3 separate regions of the Homo sapiens genome follow, and all the other regions are linked to region 2. The links are chromatin contacts, found by Hi-C in ENCODE. All regions are on one chromosome and are shown on one strand. Each heading gives the region's core, a stretch centred on a gene start or an enhancer-like site at or near the end of the contact. The rest is flanking DNA. Distances are from core to core; before and after follow the strand shown.

Region 1 (3,324 bases), core at 603-3,102, 1.2 Mb before region 2:
AAGTTACATGACATAGTCAACACTTTATTATAAAATAGGCTTTGTGTTAGATGATGTTGCCCAACTGCAGGGGAGCTAAGTGTTCTGAGGACGTTTAAAGTTGGCTAGGTGCATTAAATGCATTTTCGACCTACCATGGGTGTATTGGGACATAATCCCATAGTTAAATTGAGGAGCATGTTATTTTATTTATTTATTTATTATTTTTTTGAGATGGAGTTTCACTCTTGTTGCTCAGGCTGGAGCGCCATGGCGTGATCTTGTCTCACCACAACCTCCGCCTCCCAGGTTAAAGCGATTCTCCTGCCTCAGCCTCCCGAGTAGCTGGAATTACAGGCATGCGCCACCATGCCTGGTTAATTTTTTTGTATTTTTAGTAGAGACGAGGTTTTCCCATGTTGGTCAGGCTGGTCTCGAATTCCCGACCTCAGGTGATCCGCCTGCCTCAGCCTCCCAAAGTGCTGGGATTACAGGGGTGAGCCACCACGCCCGGCCTCGGGCACGTTATTTTAAAAACACACCATCTCGGCGCGGTGGCTCACTCCTATAATCCCAGCACTTTGGGAGACCGAGGCGGGTGGATCACGAGGTCAGGAGATCGAGACCATCCTGGCCAACAAAGTGAAACCCCGTCTCTACTAAAAATACAAAAAATTAGCCGGGCATCGTGGCGGGCACCTGTGGTCCCAGCTACTCGGGAGGCTGAGGCAGGAGAATGGCGTGAACCCGGGAGGCGGAGCTTGCAGTGAGCCGAGATCCCGCCACTGCACTCCAGCCTGGGCTACAGAGCGAGACTCCGTCTCAAAAAACTAAAACAAAAATAAAAACAAAAAACACCATCTCAACTCCCTGACAATCTAAAGTTGGAACAGAAGCTTCTGATGTAGCCAGCCACCCAAATTCCCTTTTCACTTCCCTTTCACTCTGAAAAGCGCTTTTACTTTTAGTAGTATTAAAACTTCAAGAGCATTAGCCTCCCTAATAGTCCCTTTTATTCCTCCTATTAGATTATTTCTGTTCTTAAGAGGCAGCAGGAGGAGCCCTGTAACCAGCACGTAACCTTAGGCAAGGCCATGAACACGCCTGCGCCTGTTTCCTAACTTAAAGAGAAGCATTAGCCGGTCTCTAAGGTCCTGGAACTCCCGTCTGCTGTCGCTGGGCGTTCATTTGAAAGACAAAAGCGGTTCCGAAAGCACGCCCGGCGGTCCCTGCTCTGGGAGTGCTGACCTGCCTGTGTGCAGCACAAAACCGCTCCCTTCCGGCCCTCACAGCTAACCTGCAGTCCCCATCCCTCCAGCTTCCTTTCTGCCATAAATCACTAACTGTGTGGGAGATGAAATCCGCCTGGTGAAGGCTGGGACGGACAAAACACAGTATTCCAAAATCTAGGGCCCAAATCGGAGCCCTCGGAGACGCGGCCCCTAAAGCCAATGGGGTCCGGGGCGGCCCGGAAACTTCCGGGAGAACCGGACCCTGAGATTCTGGAAGGGCCAAATAGTGACCCTCTTCCCTAAAAATCACGGAAGAGACATGAAAACCACGGGATCTCCCTGGCAAACCTCAGGAGACAGCAGAGAACTGCGGAGCCGAGAAGGCGGGGCAAGAACTTCCGGGGTGGGGCTACGGCCGGGGCGCAGGGGTTGGCGGGCAGGGCCCTCGCCTCCAGCGACGCATCCACCCACCCCTGGGTCCGGCTCTACTGGGTTATCCTCGTTCCGCCGAGCAGGAGAGGCCGGGGGCGCCCGGGAGCTTGCAGGCGGGCGTGGGTGCTTGCGTTCTCTACTCGGGATCCGCGAGCAGGGCCAGCGAGAGGCCAAGTGTTGTGCCCTTCGCGACCCTCGCGTCTCTTAGTAACGCGATGAAGCTGCAGGAGCTCCCGGCTCCTTCAGGCCCCGCCCAGCTAGCTCAGGCCCCGCCCCCGGGAGTGGGCTTTTATGCGCATGCGCGAGGGCTGGGGTGGGCGCCGGCCCATCTTACTAAGCCAATGTAGGTCCCAGGTAGGAGCGCTGCCAGGGCTCACCCCTGAGCAGAGATGGAGGGCGAAAAAGGGTTACTTGCCGCTACTTGAATCCCAGACAAAATTCCCTGTGAAAGCGGATCACAGCACGGAGACTGTGTTTGTAGTTCCTGATAGTAGATATCTCCTATCTATTCATTTGCGAGGAATGAACCATTCCAGAGAGTCGCCATAGTGCCTGACAATCAGTAAACCTACAATAGATGATATCTATAGCTTTAATTATTTTTTCTAGCATTATCTATTACTATATTACAGTACTATCTAAGCGAAAAGTGATCAGATTCAAGATATACGGTTTTTTGTTTTTTTGTTTTTGTTTTTTTTTAGACGGAGTCTCGCTCCGTCGCCCAGGCTGGAGTGCAGTGGTGCTATCTCGGCTCACTGCAAGCTCCGCCTCCCGGGTTCACGCCATTCTCCTGCCTCAGCCTCCCGAGTAGCTGGGACTACAGGCACCCACCACCACGCCTGGCTAATTTTTTGTATTTTTAGTAGAGACGGGGTTTCACCGTGTTAGCCAGGATGATCTCGATCTCCTGACCTCGTCATCCACCCGCCTCGGCCTCCCAAAGAGCTGGGATTACAGGCGTGAGCCACCGCGCCCGGCCAATTTACATGTTTTGAATGTAGAGCCATCAGGACTTGTCAAATTGTTGAATGAAAGAAAGGAGCAATTGTGTGCTGGAGCCAGCTCATTAGAGCTCTGGAGACTCAGTAATTAAATTTTTAGGAATTTTTCTGAGCTCGTTGTTAAATACAAGCCATGAGCTGGAGTCAATGAAGATGACAAGGGCCTCGGGCACCTGCCCCAAACAAAACAAAAACACAAGACATATCACAAATTAAATTATATAAACTTCTAAATAAACGAGTCATACTAAAACAAAGGCAATACTTAGTAAAACTAAAAACAAAAAACTATTTACTTACAACTCCCAAATTTCTCTCTTCAGCCCGGTCTTTCTCTGAACTTTAGATTTGTATATCAATGTATATTCAACATCCACTTGATTGTACAAAACAACCTCCCCAAACACCTCCCTGCCAAAACAAAAACAAAAACCCTGCTCCTTCTTCATGTCTTTTAGTAGATGTGGCCTAGAGCCCTCTCTTTCCATATCCATCAATGCAACCTGCTGACTTTATAGCTTCTACTCAAGCCATCATAATTTTTCTTTTTTCTGGTAATTACAACCGTTCCCAACAGCTCTCTATGCCCCCTCTGTAGTCTGTTGTCAACACAACAGTCAATGCAATCTGTTTAAAACCTAAGTCAAGGCCGGGCGCGGTGGCTCACACCTGTAATC
Region 2 (3,368 bases), core at 450-2,949:
TCCATTTGTCAAAGTGCTACTGCTACCTAGCAGTTTGTTTGTAAGCGCAGCTGTCTGGGAAGAGAAATCACTGTCAGGAGAGGGGAGAGGTCAGACACCTTATCCAAAAGGTCAGTTTATCTCACAGCCTAAAACCTACACCATGGACGGTGGGGGTGATTTGTTACATGGGAGTCTCTGATAAACACCCTTTTTCTGTAGCAGGCCCATGCTAGTAAAGCCATCTTCAGAGGTCCAGAGAAACTAGTACACTTGAGTGGCCTAAAATTGTGGAGTAATAGAAGTAATTCCAAATTCCTTCCCATCTGCTTCTGGGAAGATACCCAACACGTCGAAATTGACCACATTCGGTTCAGTGGCTAAACATTAGGTATTTTAGATGTCCCATTCTCATAACTTATGTAATTTATATAAATAAATTTATTTATGATTTATTATAGAAAGTTGTTTTTGCTATTGATGCAGGATTTTTTGCTCCTTAGTTCAACTAAAATCCAGCTTCTTGTCTCACGACCAGGAAAAAATAGGCACATGGACACACTGAAGGGAGAGGAGAGTGGATTATTAAGCGAAAAGAAGGCTCTCAGCAAAAAAAGAGAGGGTCCTGCCAACAGGCTCCCACCTCACAGATTGAATATCAGTCTCCTCCCCTGCATAAGGCATGAATTCTTGGTGGCTCCACCCCCTTCTCCTAGTGCACATGTGGGCCCCAGTCCCTTGCAGGCACGCCCGGGCAAGACCCTGTGCAGGTTTCCTTATCTGCATCTGCATGCCTCCTGCATCTATCACTATTATTAAATGCATGACTATATAACCTCAGTTTTATTTAAAGGAATGGCTTTGACTTCCATACTGTAGATATGTTTTCCTGAACCACATTAATAAAATACCAGCTTAGAACACACAGAACCCTAGAAAAGGCTTTTCTAGATATAACACAGGGTCTAGGGCTGAACTCAAAGATCTTCTAAAATCCAGAGGATCCAATAACCTTTTAAATGAATGGCCACACACAAAAGATAAAGTAACTCTTTCATAGCCTGAAAGGTCCTGAATCTAAAACTTCCCAAAAGGCTATTTTCTTCAGGATACTATTATCCTAGATATTTACATTTCAGGGACTATATCCAAATTACATTTATGTGGAATGAGTATTAATTCATAAATTATGGGAGCAGTTTCCTTGAGGTACAAGAGAAAAGGGGATTGCTTTTACAAAAGAGAAGTCAAGGGCTGGGTGTGGTGGCTCATGCCTGTAATCCCAGCACTTTGGGAGGCCAAGGCAGGTGAATCACCTAAGGTCGAGAGTTCAAGACCAGCCTGGCCAACATGGTGAAACCCTGTCTCTACTAAAAATACAAAAATTAGCCAGGTGTGGTGGTGTGCGCCTGTAATCCCAGATACTCGGGAGGCTGAGGCAGGAGAATTGCTTGAACCTGGTAGGCGGAGGTTGCAGTGAGCTGAGATCGTGCCATTACACTCCAGCCTGGGTGACAAGAGCAAAACTCCCTCTCAAATAAAAAAAAGACGAAGTCAAAAGTGCTGATACACCTTAATGGAAAGAGAACTATATAAAGACAACTGTGAACCGTAGCTACTCTTTCTCATGAAACTCACTTGCTCTTCCGTTTCTTCTTTTGGGCTCTCTGTTTTGCTCAGCAGATGCCTGAAGGCTTATTCTTACATAACTGTCTTTTCTTTCCCACTAACAAAATAGCTCACTTCCTTGTCTTATTGGACTTTACACTGAAATGTCAGGTTTAGCGTGCTGAGAGAAAATGACTGTTATCTAGATAGATGATTAGTATCGCCTGCCATAGAAGAGATACAGACCACACATGTTCATATTCTACCAAATGGAGGACAAATTTGTACGATACTTCTAAAGGTTTAGGAAATAGTCTTATCTAAAAATAACATTTTTTCACTTTTATTGTTTTCCTTAGCACAGCATGTAGTAATCTCATTTCATTTCCTGATGTATATACATGTAAAACAAAAAACCTCATGTCTGTCGACAATCAGGAAGTCAGTAGAGTTGGCATTTCTCTTTAAAAACAATTCAGTAGCCTCCAAGCTGTTAACAAAGGCAGCTGTGGGCCAAATATTTGGAAGACAAGAACCGATGCAGTTTAAAAACAAAAAATTGTCTTTCGATAATCGCTGTTGACCATTGGCCAACTAACTAACAGACATTATCTATGATTCTTACATACTTTATTCATCGTAAACAGTGCAGGGTTTTGAGAATGGAGCACTGATGTTTTCTGTTTCAAAGCTTTTTTAAAAACTCTTGGGTTATGATAGAAAAACTAATGTTCTCTTCCTTAAAAAGTTCAGTGCAGAGAATACCTCATTTAATCGACTGATAGGACGTCCAATTTTCTAGTTATATTCTAATTTAATTTAACAGAAGTCTCATTGCAACACTGTACTGAGGGAGATATCACATACAAAAACTTGATTTTTTGGTTTTTGTCTATAAGGGACCTTAACTGAAAACCTTATCAGCCAATCTCCTTACCCTGATTTTGAGAATCACTTCACCTCTGCCAGCCCTTCTGATCTTTCTAAAAATGTGCCGCAAATTTTCTTAAAATAATAACTTTAAGCAAAGCATGGTGGCTCACGTCTTTAATCCCAGCACTTTGGGAGGCCGAGGCGGATGGATTGCTTGAGGCCAGGAGTTCGAGACCAGCCAGGGCAACGTGACAAAACCCCGTCTCCACTAAAAATACAAAAACAATTAGTCGGGCATGGTGGCGTGTGCCTGTAGTCCCAGCTACTTGGGAGGCTGAGGTGGGAGGATTGCTTGATCCCAGGAGGCAGAGGCTGCCGCTGCAGTGAGCCGAGATTGCACCACTGCACTCCAGCCTGAGTAATAGAGCGAGACCCTGTCTCAAAAAATAAAATAAAAAATAACGTTTAGCATTTTGCAATATTGAAGTACTTTTAAAATGCTTTGCGCTAAACAATGCAAATCACAAATGCCAAAATCACACTACCTTTGAAATAAAGAATCGTCCATACATTAACAGAGACAAGTAAAAAACATCTGTTCTATAGAATTTTTTGTTAACAAGATTTATTGAAACCAGATCAGTAAAGCTGTGTTACTCTGGACCCTCTTCTGGGACCTGGAAATATTTTTGTTTCCGAGGACTGGATATACTGATGCTAATCACTAAAACAGGATTCTCCCAGCATGAGATTTATTAAGACCAGAAAGCAAACAGCACCTGGAAAAGACAGATAGTAAGGAAATTCCGTGTAAAGATTCTTGGTCCACGTTTTGCCTACCTGGCTCTGTTCAGCAGAACCCATCACATGCTTAAGAGGCGATGGAAGGGACCCTGTGTCTACAGGCT
Region 3 (3,105 bases), core at 120-2,619, 1.7 Mb after region 2:
CAACACTCAGTATGAGAGGATAATTTGCGTGCTAAGAGTAAATGGGGAAGCAAACAGTAAATAGAGGCAAATGGGCAAAGGTTGAGTCATAGGGAACCTGGACTTGCCTCAAGTATTTGTGGTTGGTAGTAGTTCATTACGTGGGCTTGGGCACCAGGTGGGGCCCCCTCAAGTCAAGCAAACGTCAAGACCAGTTTCGCACCCTTGTTCCTCTAGCTCCGGACCAGCCAGAGCCACCTACTCGGATCATGTTGGCAGAACCCAGTACTGTTTCGAGGCCAGATGCACCATTTCAGCAATTCAGGAGGAAATAAGCAGTGTGGATAAACTGATACCCATTTTTGAAAGTCGGCCTGGGTTCGCATTCAGAAGAAATGTCGACGCTAGCCATTTTTTTTTTAAAATGGGTGATTTGATAACTCAGGGAAGTCTTGCCACTGTAATTTTTAAAAGTTTGCTTGCTAGAACCAGGTACTTTCTAAGAAGTGTATGGAAAAAGCCTTGATTCTTCTTCGCCCTGGGTGGTTTTTACGTCGAACACCTAGAAGTGCTTCTGGAAATCCCCCCGCAGGACTTTCGATGTCTTTTAGGGCATTCTTAAGACTAGACCCATTCCTAAGCGACTCCCACCTCCCAAACCAGCCATATGGTTTAGTTTCTCCAGTTTCCAATTTTCTAAATCTTCAACGTCTCCCCTCGAATTAGTCCAATCAAACTTTCTCTTCTTAGACCTCTTCCTTAGGTTCGCACCAGGAAACGCCCAGGAGAATCACGTGGCCGGGCTTGTCCTTAATGGCGCTCCGTAACCCTCCCACTATTCCACCACACTTCCTCGCCTCCCGTGAGCTCCGCCCCGCCCCATTCGCGCTTCCCACCCCCATCCCCCGCGAAGCGCCTGCGCCTGCGCAGCTCCAATTCAGGCGCTTTCCCTTTCCTGGCGACCAATCCACTTCCTGCCTCGGGTCCTCGGAACACTCCACCCCTCCGCTGGGGCCCTGGTTTGAGGTGCTGGTAGTGGCTACCTTACGTATTGCCAGTCTGAAAAATTCGCTCTTCTCATCGACTGGGGAATTTGAAAGAGCTGTTAAGTGAATGGCACTCATATGAGCCTTTGCCCCGGACCCGCCACCCCAGAGTCAAGCTGAGGGCATCGGCATGCCGCAGGGAAGACGATCAGGACTGTTTTTAATCGGGCAGTCGCGCGGATGGCCTTTTCCCTCTCGCCTCCTTCCGCCCCGCCCCCACTCTCAGCCCGGCCGCGCTGGTGAGTGGCGGGCGGGAGGGCTGGCGGGCGGAGGGAGGAGGGGGAGCTGAGGGAAGGCGGGCCCTCGGCTGCGAGATAGGTGGGGGGAGGGGAGGGGAGAGCCCGAGCGCTGGAGTTGGTGCTGGGAAACCCGGGGCTAATGTTGACAACAGGCTCGAGGTGAGTCCCGGGGATCCTCCTTCCCCTCCGCTCCAACGATCGGGAGGAAATGGGGCTGGGGGGCACCGGCCTAGACTCCTACTCCCTGGGGGACCCCAGAGGCGACTCCACACTCCAGCTCTCCGGGGTCGGCGAGCAGTGGAGGGACCGCGGGTCCGGCGTCGTTCTCCTCAGACCCCCTGTCTCCGAGGCTCCCATCAACGCGGGAGCCCCCGGGCCGGGCCATGCTTGGGGGGCGGTGGAGGAGGTGCCTGCCCCACATGCCTGGGCCGGGCCTCGAGACTGGAGGCGGGGAGCCCGCGGTGGAGGGGCGAAAGTGTTCGGGGGCGTGGAGGAGAGCGAGGGGAGGTCGGGGGAAGCTCCTCGAGAGCCGGGAGGGAAGCGAGGGCGAGAAAGTGGGGAGGGCGCGTGTGTGGGAGGCTGCGGAGTGGGGAGACCGGCCGGGAAGGCTTCTGTGGCGAGGGAGTGTGGGGCGAGAAGTTGGGGTTGGGGCAGCGATGGTCCGCGAAGGTGACCGTGGATACCTGTGGGAAGGGGAGTTGTGTCGGGGAAGTGTGGTGGGTTTAGAGGTTCCTACACCACCAGAGCAGGGGTTTGTAGGAGAGGTATGTGTAGGGGAAGGGGCTTGGGGTGTATCTGGGGATGGTGGGCATGGGCTGTTTGGTTGACTTCCTTTTAATCACATAGGCTGGTTGATTCTTCACTTTACCTTCACCTCTTCAAGGCGCCAAGCACTCTCTTCTTGCTAGGACTGTTGGACTAAGGAAGTGATCACAGGATATTTGGTCCCCAGGTTGGCAGAGCAGAGCCAGCTGGGTCCACGCTGGGGTGATCGGACCTTCAGCTCTCTTGCTCATCTTAGAGGACTTACACGACACGAAACGATGCATCAGATCAAAGTGAAACCCTCGCTGACGCTTTATCTCATTTCCATAGTTCTTAGGTGTTCCTTAACATCGTCAGTCTCCTCATTTGTGAGCTGGTACAATTTCTAACAGTTCTTAATACGTCCTTTATACTAAGGATGTTCTTTAAAAAATAAAGTCAGAAACTGGGAGATAGTGTTCCTGTGCTGTTCTGTCCTGACAGCATTTTGAATAAGAGAATTGAAAGGTAAAACCGCATTCTCTCATACTGGAGTGTTTTCGGAGCACTCTGATTGGGATTTCATACATAATCCATATGGTACTTTGCAAGGGAATGTCTTTAAAAGGGAAACACCCCCTTTTGTGCCCTCTTCCCCCCAATACACTCCATTGGTACTTCTAGTAAATTAGTTTTACTTTCTTTTGGAAGTTCAGAATGTATTTAGAATACCAAATAAAATATACAGTTCAAGTGACAGGACACTATTTTGGGAGCTAGGAAGGTGGTTTTAAAGCATGGTTTCCTTTTAAGGGTAGTCTGAATATAATTGTATTCAGCAAACTAATTTGTAACAGCTAATCGGATTCCAGTGAAAAGATCACGACTTTTTCTCCTCACTATCTTGAGAAAGGACCTATTTAAAATTGTATTTGGACTTGAAAAACTTTTGGAAACACTTTAGATGAAAAGTTTGGCTGTTAAAGCTTGAAGTTATTGAAATAAGAATTTTAGCATTTTATTAAATATCACTTAGTGCTCAGTTTTTTAAGTCGACATAAAACAAACGTGTATTGAGGTGAATCACGGTGTTTGTA

The links. A loop is a pair of places that touch in the nucleus more often than their neighbours do. Pooled maps may share reads with other maps.
Region 1: a loop to region 2 is called in a map with no recorded cell type, with 4 times the contacts of the local background. The contact joins the promoter of MEIG1 here to the enhancer-like site in region 2. A Hi-C loop is called at or near these places in 3 of 37 single-sample maps with no recorded cell type and 3 of 50 pooled maps.
Region 3: a map with no recorded cell type shows a loop between it and region 2 (8-fold over the local background). The contact joins the promoter of UPF2 here to the enhancer-like site in region 2. A Hi-C loop is called at or near these places in 2 of 37 single-sample maps with no recorded cell type and 2 of 50 pooled maps.

What each region holds. Positions count from the first base shown.
Region 1 is chr10:14,957,916-14,961,239 of GRCh38, reverse strand. It overlaps MEIG1 (meiosis/spermiogenesis associated 1), which reads right to left and starts at 1,852. Exons shown (of 3, transcript NM_001080836.3): 1 at 1,683-1,852. RefSeq lists a silencer at 1,580-1,629.
Region 2 is chr10:13,755,907-13,759,274 of GRCh38, reverse strand. All of the region lies in intron 8 of FRMD4A (FERM domain containing 4A), which reads left to right. Among named protein-coding and RNA genes, the nearest start is that of PRPF18, 170 kb to the right of the region's middle. RefSeq lists enhancers at 662-801, 253-950, 99-1,298, 1,533-1,722. Within about 2 kb of position 1,699, at least 6 of the 41 ENCODE cell types and tissues checked have a DNase peak (open chromatin) inside an H3K27ac peak, as active enhancers do.
Region 3 is chr10:12,041,073-12,044,177 of GRCh38, reverse strand. UPF2 (UPF2 regulator of nonsense mediated mRNA decay) reads left to right here and starts at 1,369. Exons shown (of 22, transcript NM_015542.4): 1 at 1,369-1,423. LOC105376416 (a long non-coding RNA gene) reads left to right here. Exons shown (of 3, transcript XR_930666.2): 3 at 217-379. RefSeq lists enhancers at 952-1,201, 2,372-2,461 and silencers at 1,642-1,781, 1,802-1,851.